Regions from separate parts of the Homo sapiens genome. Here region 2 is linked to region 1. The links are chromatin contacts, found by Hi-C or POLR2A ChIA-PET in ENCODE. All regions are on one chromosome and are shown on one strand. Each heading gives the region's core, a stretch centred on a gene start or an enhancer-like site at or near the end of the contact. The rest is flanking DNA. Distances are from core to core; before and after follow the strand shown. Region 1 holds the start of LINC00501 (long intergenic non-protein coding RNA 501). Region 2 has its middle 16 kb from the start of TBL1XR1.

What was found. Hi-C counts contacts between places; a loop is a spot of excess contacts on that map. ChIA-PET counts read pairs that join two places held with the same protein, here RNA polymerase II (POLR2A). Pooled maps may share reads with other maps.
Region 2: a map of transverse colon shows a loop between it and region 1 (2.3-fold over the local background). The contact joins the enhancer-like site here to the promoter of LINC00501 in region 1. A Hi-C loop is called at or near these places in 11 of 168 maps with a recorded cell type or tissue (CD4-positive, alpha-beta T cell, CD4-positive, alpha-beta memory T cell, Calu3 and 5 more), 15 of 37 single-sample maps with no recorded cell type and 10 of 50 pooled maps. POLR2A ChIA-PET finds 5 or more read pairs at or near these places in 6 of 52 experiments (CD4-positive, alpha-beta T cell, Caco-2, MCF 10A and 3 more).

The regions. Positions count from the first base shown.
Region 1 is chr3:177,291,797-177,297,548 of GRCh38, forward strand. LINC00501 (long intergenic non-protein coding RNA 501) reads left to right here and starts at 2,646. Exons shown (of 2, transcript NR_047465.1): 1 at 2,646-2,701. It also overlaps the pseudogene ASS1P7. RefSeq lists an enhancer at 1,876-3,075.
Region 2 is chr3:177,210,198-177,216,356 of GRCh38, forward strand. No RefSeq gene overlaps it. Among named protein-coding and RNA genes, the nearest start is that of TBL1XR1, 16 kb to the left of the region's middle. Within about 2 kb of position 1,959, at least 7 of the 41 ENCODE cell types and tissues checked have a DNase peak (open chromatin) inside an H3K27ac peak, as active enhancers do; they include transverse colon, where a contact is called at or near this core.

The DNA of each region.
Region 1 (5,752 bases), core at 1,396-3,895:
GGTGGTAGGTGAAGTGACTCTGCCAACTGACAGAGCCACCTCTGTTTGACAATGTCTATGTGAGCCAGGTCCTAAAAATAGGAAGCACTCAATGAGCATTTTTTAGATCAGCTTTTCCCAAAGTCTATTTCATGGAATACTCTCATTAAATGCTGCAAACAAGAAGGGTTCTATGGTCAGATAAGTCTGGGAGACACTTTAACTTCCTCTTGGAGATTCGCAAAGTACAAAGGTGTTAAAGGCTCTAAGAAATCATACAACAAAACAAACAAATTTGTCTGGCTCAGTGTTGCCCAAGCATAGTGAGTGTATCCCTTTAAAAAACATATAACTCTTCTTTTTGTAACTCAATTGTAATACCCCAGAATTAGTATTCTAGGGAACACACCAAGGGAGCCACCATCCTAGATAGTATCATAGACCAGAAGTTACCATTCCTCACCCAAGGCCCCTTTTGTTGTATTCCCCCACAACCTTTCTTATTGTTTTTGAGATGAAGTCTTGCTCTGTCGCCCAGACTGGAATGCAGTGGTGTGGTCTCGGCTCACTGCAACCTCCACCTCCTGGGTTCAAGCAATTTTCCTGCCTCAGCCTCCCCAGTAGCTAGGATTACAGGCGCATGCCACCACGCCTGGTTAATTTTTGTATTTTTAATAGAGACGGGGTTTCACCATGTTGGCCAGGTTGGTCTCGAATTCCTGACCTCGTGATCTGGCCCCCCTCGGCCTCCCAAAGTGCTGGGATTACAGGCATGAGCCACTGTACCCAGCCTGTTCTCCCCTTTTTTCTCATGTTTTGAACATCTTTTCCTAGCAAATAGAAACATATTTATCTCATTCACAGAGATATGTAAACATAGCAATGGATAGGCAATATTCACTGCCACAGGTTCCTTAATTTCAGCTGTTCACCCCTGTGCTTCCCTGCAGGTCAATTCTACTATGGGTATTGTTTGGATATTACCACCTGATAACAGTCTGATCCACAAGTTTCACCAGAGCAATGCCAGGGGTATCATCAACAGCCAATTAGAACTTGGGCAACATGAGCTAGTCAGCTGGAAGACTGAATTGATCTAATTTTAGCACAAAGCAAAGAAATATGATGTTACGGTTAACTTGTGTAAATAGATATATGGTGCAAGTACAATTGTCGTTAGAGTTTTTTTGTTTGTTTGTTTGTTTTTGAGATGGAGTCTTGCTTTGTCGCCCAGGCTGGAGTGCAATGGCGCGATCTCGGCTCACTGCAACCTCCACCTCCAGGGTTCAAGCAGTTCTCTGTCTCAGCCTCCCGAGTAGCTGGGATTACAGGTGACTGCCACCACGGCCAGCTAATTTTTTGTATTTTTAGTAGAGACGGGGTTTCACCATGTCAGCCAGGCTGGTCTTGAACTACTGACCTTGTGATCCACCCACCTCGGCCTCCCAAAGTGCCAGGATTACAGGCGTGAGCCACTGCGGCCAGCTAGAGATTTTAAAATGCTAAAAATAACCCTAGAATGTCTTGCCCACTTCACAGATCCCTCAGAGTCCAGGCATTAGGGGTGGGAAAGTGCCACAGTAGGCTATTCTACAAATGGTATTCTTGTGCCTATATAACATGCATTGATTCTGTAGTCAAGTTTCTATTAATCTAAAGGAGACTGGGTAACTCTCAAGATTTCAAAAAAAGTGATATTACAGAAAGTATGAAAAAGTAAGAAAATTATAAAGCATGGCAAACCCTTTGGTCTTTAAGCAGAAATTTTTATTTTCAGTCAGTTGAATGTAAGGGCTTCAGAAGGATCGTCGATGAATCATGTTGTATAGGTGACAAAGCAATCCTGCGTTCATTATCTCACTTCCTTCTCCCAGGAATCAGGTGATGTCTCATTAGTACACAATCTGAGCACTGAAGAGCGTCACATTCTATAATTTTTAGGAACTTTTTGTTGTAGATGTTAGAAACCCAACATAAACTACCTTATGTAAGAAGGGCAACTGATTGGAAGGATTCTAGTATTTTCTTTTTTTTTTCTCTTTGAGACGGAGTTTCGCTCTTGTTGCCCAGGCTGGAGTGCAATGGCGCTATCTTGGCTCACTGCAACCTCCGCCTCCCGGATTCAAGCGATTCTCCTGCCTCAGCCTCCCTAGTACCTGGGATTACAGGCGCCTGCCACCACGTCCAGCTAATTTTGTATTTTTACTAGAGATGGGGTTTCTCCATGTTGGTCAGGCTGGTCTGGAACTACTGACCTCAGGTGATCTGCCCGCCTTGGCCTCCCAAAGTGCTGGGATTACAGGCACGAGCCATGGCACCCAACCGATTCCAGTATTTTCTTTTGATCTGTTTTTTGTTTTTTAAATAGAATTCTAGGAATAATTGAATAATCAAGACACAGGAAGAGCAGAGATGCAGCTGGGTTCTGAATGCTGAAAGCCAGACACTAGAAGGTTGTCAGGATTCTTCTCATCTCATGTTCCCCTCTGAATGTTGGCTTCACTCTCTCATTTCAGAGTGGCTTTCTTCTCTTAGTGGAGGACATGCTTGCCAGGAGCATGTGAGTTCATATCTATTAATAAATGTGGAGCCAGTGAAGAGAGATTAGTTCAGCTTGCTCGTCATCCCTAGGCTATGAGCCACAAAGCAGGACTGTGGCCCAGCTTAAGTCCAGTGCTAACCTGTGGGTGAATGAACAATGACCGGGGAACAGGGCCCTAAGGTATGTGTAAAGTGACTCCTGTGGTAAAAATGTACCTGAGTGGGAGTTGTGAGAGTCGGGGTGGGGAAGAAATACATTCTTAGAAAAGACGTGTTAGGCAGGTAATTCTATAGGTATGCACTCCATATTTATGCATTCTGGATGGACATATTGTGCATATATTATGGAGGCCTGTCAGCAGAACCCCAAGTCCATGCTAGCTGAATTTATGCTCAACTATATGAGGAGAGTAATTACTTTGTTTTTTCTTTCTTTGAGATGGGGTCTCACTCTGTCACCCAGGCTGGAGTACAATGGCTCAATCTCAGCTCACTGCAACCTCCACCTCTGGGGTTCAAGTGATTTTCCTGCCTCAGCCTCCAAAGTAGCTGGGATTACAGGCATGAGCCACCATGCCCGGCTAATTTTTTGTGTTTAGTAGAGACGGGGTTTCACCATGTTGGCCAGGCTGGTCTCGAACTCCTGACCTCAGGTGATCCACTCACCTCGGCCTCCCAAAGTACTGGCATTACAGGCGTGAGCCACTGTGCACGGCTACATATTAATGGAAACTCCACAGGTCAGTACCTCCAAATCTTCCCCATCTCACATCAAGAATGGCACAGGTTTGTTCTTCAGCTCCTTTTTTAAGGGTAAGACTGGTTAGAAAAGGTCTATAAGGAAATAACTCATGACCTGGAGGAAGAGGAGACATTGTTGTGCCTGGACTATTTCCTTATAAGACAATTGACAATGAGATAAGGATGAGGGCTTGGGCTGGACTTCAAACTCCCACGACCTAGCCGGTTACCTTCCCAGGAAGGTGTATCTGCAGATGTCTCAACTCCTCCTCCAGGAGGGAGGGAGAGTAAATAAAGGTGTGGGAAAGAAAAGCAACAACTCTAGGAATTAAAAGGAGGAATTAGTTGGTAGGAATTGTTTGGTTCCCAGGTAGGTGTTGGGTGTAGCCAGGCCTCCACACCTACACATTAACACACTGATAGGCAACTATAGAACCAGATATCACTTCTTTAGGAATTTGGTGACTTGGGCTGTTTCAATTTTCTCTAATCATGTCCTTTTACTTTTTTTTTTTTTTCTGAGATGGAGTTTTGCTCTTGTTGCCCAGGCTGGTGTGCAATGGCACGATCTTAGCTCACTGCAACCTCTGCCTCCCGGGTTCAAGCGATTCCCCTGCCTCAGCCTCCTGAGTAGCTGGGATTACAGGCATGCACCACCACGCTTGGCTAATTTTGTACTTTTAGTAGAGACAGGGTTTCTCTGTGTTGGTCAGGCTGGTCTCAAACTCCCTACCTCAGTTTATCCATCAGCCTCGGCCTCCCAAAGTGCTGGGATTACAGGTGTGAGCCACCACGCCCGGCCAGAGCATTTTTAAGCTCACAGCAAAATTGAGAGAAAGGTACAGAGATTTTCCATATACTCCCTTCCCATACACATGCATAGCCTCGTCCATTATCAACATCCCCTACCATAGTGGAACAGTAGTTCCCGTCGACGGACCTGCATTGACACACTGTTGTTACCCAAAGTTCACAGTTGCATATGAGGGTGTTGTACATTCTATGGGATTGGAGAAATGCATGACATGCCTTGAATTATTGAACATTATTGAATTATACAGATTATTTTCACTGCCCTAAAAATTCTCTGTGCTATGCCTGTTTATCCTCCCCCTAATCCCCAAGACCTGACAACCACTAACCTTTTTATTGTCTCCATAGTTTTGCCTTTCTCAGAATGTCATATAGTTGGAATCATACAATACATAGCCTTTTCAGATGGTGTTTTTCACTTAGTAATATGCATTTAAGTTTCCTCCATATCTTCTCATGCTTGATAGCTCATTTCTGGTTAGAGCTACTTAATGTTCCATTGTCTAGATGTACCAGAGTTTGTTTATCTATTCACCTACTGAAAGACATCTTGGCAGGGCTTAGTGGCTCACACCTGTAATCCCAGCACTTTGGGAGGCCAAGGCAGGCAGATCACCATAGGTCAGGAGTTCGAGACCAGCCTGGCCAAGATGGTGATGCTACTTGGGAGTCTGAGGCAGGAGAATCGCTTGAACCTGGGAGGCAGAGGTTGCAGTGAGCCAAGTTCTTGTGTGGACATAAATTTTCAGTTCATTTGGGTAACTACCAAAGAGCATGACAGCTGGAGTGTATGGTAAGAATATGTTTAGTTTTGTTGGAAACTGCAAACTGTCTTCCAAAGTGGCTGTACCAATTTGCATTTCCACCAGCAGTGAATGAGAGTCCTCTTGCTCCACATCCTTGGCAGTATTTGGTGTTTTCAGCCTTCCAGGTTTTGTTCATTGTAATAAGTGCGTATCTCATTGTTGTTTTAATTTGTATTTCCCTGATGACATATGATGTGGAGCATCTTTCATATGCTTATTTTCCTGTAAATCTTCTTCCTTTTTAAATGTATATTTTTAAAATTGTCATTTTATAGCTCCCCACTGCAGCTGCCCCCAACCCTTCCCTTCGCTGACCACTTTTGCAGGCTTCATGGGGGACCAGGGAACAAGGCTGGAGCCTGGCAGCCTTACTACGCTACCAGCCAGGGAGAACAAGTAGCAATTAGAAATTATTACAACAATTAGTGCCCGTACTTGGGGGCTCTGCAAAGTGAGGAGGCCCCAGCTCCTCATTGTACAGGGGTCTATTTGGCAGTGACCTTGTTCTGGACACGGTGATATTCCTTCAGCCTGAGGGAATTGATGTTGATGAACCCGGTGGCATCGATTGGCTCCTAATGGTCCTGCACATTCATGTTCACCAGCTCCTCATTGTAGAGAGACAGTGGGGAGTCCTAGCGGAGGATGTACACCTGGCCCTTGAGGACAGACACCTGCACTTTCCCTTCCACTCATTCCTGGGACTTGGTGATGCAGTGGCGGACACGTTCACATTCAGGGCTGTGCCAGAAACCGGTGTACACCAGCTCAGCCAATTTCAAGTCCAGGCCTTGTTTGATTTTGCACACTTACTGGTCCATGGTGAAGGCCTCAATGTCTAAATGAGCGTGGTAAAGGATGGTGTCTGCTGG
Region 2 (6,159 bases), core at 709-3,208, 82 kb before region 1:
CTCAAAAAAAATAAAAAAATAAAAACAATCTTATCAGCCTATTGAACACTTCTTAAAGACATAACTTTTGGCCAGGCGCGGTGGCTCATGCCTGTAATCCCAGCACTTTGAGAGGCCGAGGTGGGTGGATCACCTGAGGTCAGGAGTTCGAGACCAACCTGACCAACCTGGCAAAACCCCGTCTCTACTGAAAAATACAAAACTTAGCTGGGCACGGTGGCAGGCGCCTGTGATCCCAGCTACTCGGGAGGCTGAGACATGAGAATAGCTTGAACCCAGGAGGCGGAGGTTGCAGTGAGCTGAATCGCGCCACTGCACTCCAGCCTGGGCAACAGAGTGAGACTCTGTCTCAAAAAAAATAAAAGACATACCTTTCAAGATCATGCAAAGTTTGCTTTCTGTGGAACACAGTTTGGTAAATTGTGTCTCTATTTGGTAAAATGTTTTTATTTTATTGCTTGATCTTTTGTTTTTAATTTTTTGTAAGATCAAAGCTTGGATATGCAACCAAATGGACTTTTTTTTTTTTTGGTTTTGAGAAAGGGTCTCATTCTATAACTCGGGATGGAACTCAGTGCCGTGATCTCGGCTCACTGCAACCTCTGCCTTCTGGGCTCAAGCAACTCTCCCACTTCAGCCTCCCAAGTAGCTGGGACTACAGGCATGCACCATCACACTCATGTAATTTTTGTATTTTTTTGTAGAGATGGGATCTTGCTATGTTGCCCAGGCTGGTCTCGAACTCCTGTGCTCAAACGATCTCCCCACCTCGGCCCCTTAAACTGCTGGAATTACAGACATGAGCCACCATGCCCAGCTGGACTTTCTGGTAGTTCCCTCCCACTAAACTTGTCCTACCTAGCCATAGGCAGCCCTTCCCTCCCAGGGAAACTGCTTATCAAGGGGCAGAGGACAAGAGAAAGTATGTGTCCTGAGGCAAGGCTCCTTCAAAAAGAGAGGGAAAGTCGCTGAGCACTTGTACTCACTCACGTCCTTCCTATAATCTTGTAAATCACTTGTTCTCTGAGGAAAGGGGGAACCTGCAAAGACTACAGAAAGCTCCTCCTAGGGCATAAGAGCTTTCTCTTTGCTATGGTTTGAATATGGTTTGTCCACACCAGAACTGATGTTTATAAATTTGATCCACAATGGGTTGCGTTGGGAGGTGGTGTCTAGTGGGAGGTGCTTGGCTCTTGGGGGTGGATTCCTCATGAATGGCTCTGTGTTGTTCTCTGGGCCGTGAGTGAGTTTTTGCTCTCTCGAGACTGGTTTAGTTCTTGGGGGAATGGATTAGTTCTCACTAATAAAAGAACAGGTTTTTATAGAGAAAGATGTCCGTCAGGGTTTTACTTCTTCCCCTGTGTCCACTTCCCTTTGACCTTTCTCCACGTTATGATGCAGCATGAAAGCCCTCAACAGCAGATGCTGGCACCATGCTTCTTGAATTTCCCAGCCTGCAGAATCCTGAGCTAAATTAACCTCTTTTCTTTATAAATTACCCAGTTTCCGGTGTTCTGTTACAGCAACACAAAACAAGTACACTCCCCTTTATAGATAGCCTTCTAATATTGTGAGTCTTCATTGAGCAACAAACTAGGAAGACAGTGCGTGCCAGTACTGAGTTAATTATTGCCACTGAACAAAACAAACTTTATTTTATGCATATTTAGCAATAGGTGTAACAGCCACAGGGATAGATTATAGGCCAGAGAAACTGGGTTTTAGACACAGCTCTACCTTCACTGTTGTATGTTCTCAGACAGGCATCAAATGGCTGAGAAACGCAGTTTCCTTACTGATAAAATTGGCCCCACATTAACAACAAATTTCCAGAGTGGATAGTCAAAATACTTATTGACCAGTTCTATATGCCTTGCAACCAATCAGAACAGAGAGCAGAGGGTACACCACACCCAACCATACAGCAAATTGGCAGCCTCCCAGTTCATTTCCCTCACTCAGTCAACATTTGCAGTTGCCTGCCATGTGACGTCTATGTACCGGGGCTGTTGCATGTGTCAAATTAAATGTTTGTGAAAGCAGATCATAACCTCCATACAAAAGCAAGGTGTTTTTAGTCATTATTCTCTGTAGGAAGACACAAAGAGTAAGGGAAGTGGAAGCCTCTCATAACATTTCACCTGTTTCAGTTTTGCCTACCCTATTGGGTGGCCTGGCCTCAGTTTGAGAGCTCACCTCCCCTTGAGCTATATAACAGCCTAAGGACATGGAGAGCTGGGCCAAGACCAGCCAGGATACAGCTTAACCTCAAACCCTCAAACAATAGTGAGAGCTAGCACTGTCTTGAGTACTTACTATGTGTTAGGCCTTGTTCAAAATAATTTCATGCAGATTAACTCATGTAAACCTCACCACAGCCTGAAGTAGGGACTGTTTTTTTTTGTTTTTTTGTTTTTTTTTGAGACAGAGTTTTGCTCTTGTTGCCCAGGCTGGAGTACAATGACGCGATCTCGGCTCACCACAACCTCTGCCTCCCAGGTGCAAGCAATTCTCCTGCCTCAGCCTCCCGAGTAGCTGGGATTACAGGTATGCACCACCACGCCCAGCTAATTTCATATTTTTAGTACAGACAGGGGTTTCTCCGTGTTGGTCAGGCTGGTCTCGAACTCTCGACCTCAGGTGACTCGCCCACCTCAGCCTCCCAAAGTGCAGGGATTACAGGCGTGAGCCACTGCACCAGGCCATGAAGTAAGGACTACTATTATCTCCTTTCCACAGATGAGGAAACCCAACACACATGGATTAAACGACCAAGGTTCCTTAGCTAGTAAATGTCAGAGGTGGATTTTTATCTAGGTAGATGAGGTCATGCCTTTAACTACCACTCTATACTACAAACAGATCCAAGCCTGGCAAGGGAGAAAGAAAACTGTTGAAGGGCTGGCATCCAGAGAGCATTATGGGTCACGAAGGTGAGCCCAGAGTTCTTATAAATCCTCTCTTAGGACCATAGGTGTCATAACCCAAAGGGGTTAACCCAAGGAGCAGACCTCTCCAGTGCTTTTGCAGAGGGTACACAAGAGTGTCCAGAAGCCCCTGGTTGATGGGAACCCCTTCCCCTAGGCGCTGAGAACTGGAATACCCACTGCCTGGGTGGCTGGGGAAGGGCATCTCTGTTCCCTGGCCCCTTAGTCAGGGGAAAGTGAGGAGGGGAAAAGGAGAAGAACCAGAACAGCGGCTCCTCTCTCTAGTTGGGAAAAAGCAGTCAATTCAATGGGTTTGCCTTTGGGTAGGAGGATTAACTCTAATTATGGAGTATATAAACCAGGAGCTGAGGGCTGGGGCGGGCTCCTTTCTAGAGAGCATGAAGAAGGGTTAAAGAGGAGTAAGGCAGAGAAAGGGAGGTGTGAGGGCTCAGAAGCTGGCGCCAGCAAACTTTTACTGTAAAGGGCCAGATGGTAACTATTTGAAGCTCTGTAGGCCACGTTCTCTGTTGTCTCCCTCTTCCCCCTCCCCCAACCATTTAAAAACGTATGAATTATTCGGAGCTCTGGCTTCAGTTGGATTTGGCCTATGGGTTCGAGTTACTGATTTTCTAACCTGAAGAAATAATCTGTCAACCTCCCCATTTTACCTGAGTCTGATCCTGCCCTCCCTTGCAGTGCTGGCCATTTAACTTGAAGTAGGGCCTCCCAAGCAATGAGAGAGGCATTCAGATGAGGAAAGGGGCATAACGTTCTGACTGTGGTGAGGCTTCATGAAATTTCAGGTATGTTCCACTGAGGTACTTTAGGACTAACACTGTTTGGCGACCTGAAGGTTTGCTCTGGGGATTTTTATGCCACACATAGCTGCATGCATGAGCAACTCTGCAAGAATTATGTTTCATGCCACATTCCATTTGGGAACTTATGCCCAAGACAATATTGCAGAGCAATGAAACCCAGCATTACTGTATTCCAGGAAAATGGAGTAGCAACCTTTCTCTCTTAGTAGCCAAAAATGGAATATCTCAATGTCTTCAGGAAGAGCTTGCCCTCAGTAAGAAGAGTTTTACCTGTTGGTAAACCTGACTCTCAGATAAAATGCCATCTTTACAGAGCCTGGCTTTGCAATAAGAATACACAGTTGTAAAACCGGGCGTGGTGGCTCACTTCTGTAATCTCAGTACTTTGGGAGGTCAGGCGGGCGGATCACCTGAGGTCAGGAGTTCAAGACCAGCCTGGCCAAAGTCTTCTCTTCCTACCTTAAATTTGAGCTACTAAGCGCTAAAGCTATTCTTAAATAACAAAAAGAAATGGCTTGAAGGCCAGGAGGTGAGAGGAAGGGAGGGAACTTATAAAACACTTCTTTACCTAAGAATTGATAGAAAGCCATGACTTCCAAATACTTATTAGAACTTTGCAATACATTTAGGCTGGGTGCAGTGGCTCATGCCTATAATCCCAGCACTTTGGGAGGCTGAGGTGGGTGGATCACCTGAGGTCAGGAGTTCAAGACCTGCCTGACCAACATGGAGAAACCCCGTCTCTACTAAAAATACAAAAATTAGCCCAGCATGGTGGCGCACGCCTGTAATCCCATAATCCCAGCTACTTGGGAGGCCGAGGCAGGAGAATCACTTGAACCCGGGAGGGAGAGGTTGCTGTGAGCCGATATTGACCATTGCACCCTAGCCTGGGCAACAAGAGCAAAACTCTCTCAAAAAAAAAAAAAAAAAGAACTTTACAATACATTTAATGTGAGTTAACGTGTCAGGCTACTTGTAATGGAATACAGGGGAAGGTTATTGGTGTAAGGCAAAGGACAAAAGAGTGTTCTTTTTTTTTTTTGACACAGAGTTTCACTCTTGTTGCCCAGGCTGGAGTGCAACAGTGCGATCTCGGCTCACTGCAACCTCCGCCTCCCGGGTTCAAGCGATTCTCCTGCCTCAGCCTCCCGAGTAGCTGGGATTACAGGTATGTGCCACCACGCCCGGCTAGTTTTGTATTTTTAGTAGAGACGGGGTTTCTCCATGTTGGTCAGGCTGGTCTCAAACTCCTGACCTCAGGTGATCTGCCTGCCTCGGCCTCCCAAAGTGCTGGGATTACAGGCATGAGCCACCGCGCTCAGTCAACAAAAGAGTTTTCAACAGGAACATGATATTTGGGAAGAAAAAATAAGAGGGGAGACGGGCTGAGAAAAGCTGCAAGTGGGGAAGCTTTGGTCCCCATGGCCTAGAGGCCTGAAGTGGGCCACTGGCCAGGCAGAAAAGGCGTGGAAACGATTTCACCTGTTTCACAATTGTCTAGAGCCGGCCTGAAGGCATCTTGGGGAAGCACCCACTGAGCTCACTGCACTGGCCCTTTCCTGGGGAAGCTCAGGGAGAGCTCCCTGATAAGGGCTCCTGTGTCGAACAAGGTATGTGACTTCAAAAGGTAGTAAGAGAGTTGTCCCACAATAAATTTTAGTATTATGTTCTGTGGAGGTTGTAAATTATAAATAATTTTCTACTTTTAGTAGTCTAGGTAAGTAAATACCTGGAAGCTTTGACATGAATTTCATCTTAGAGATCTTTTTAAATTCTATGAATTGATTAAAATATGCATATTTGCAAATTAGACCTAGGAACAGTATCTGTCATCTCCAAAACCTCCTAACTACTCTCCTACCTACTTGCTGGCTTTTCTCCAAAACATTTGCACAAAACAACTTTTAGAAACCTCCAGTGCTGGCCAGGCATGGTGGCTCATGTCTGTAATCCCAGCACTTTGGGATGTCAAGGTGGGTGGATCACCGGAGCTCAGGAGTTCGAGACCAGCCTGGCCAATATGGCGAAACCCTGTCTATACTAAAATTAAAAAAAAAAATTAGCCAGGCATGGTGGCGGGCACCTGTATTCCCAGCTACTTGGGAGGCTTAGGCAGGAGAATTGCTTGAACCCTCGAGGTGGAGGTTGTGGTGAGACAAGATCACACCACTGCACTCGGCAACAAGAGCAAGAATCCATCTCAGAAAAAAACAAACAAGCAAACAAAAAAAACCCTCCAATGCCTTGCCAGGCAGGGTGGCTCATGCCTGTAATCCTAGCACTTTGGGAGGTTGAGATGGGCAGATCCCTTGACTCTAGGATTTCCAGACCAGCCTGGGCAACATGGTGAAACCCCATCTCTATAAAAAATACAAAAATTAGGCCGGGTCCGGTGGCTCACGCCTGTA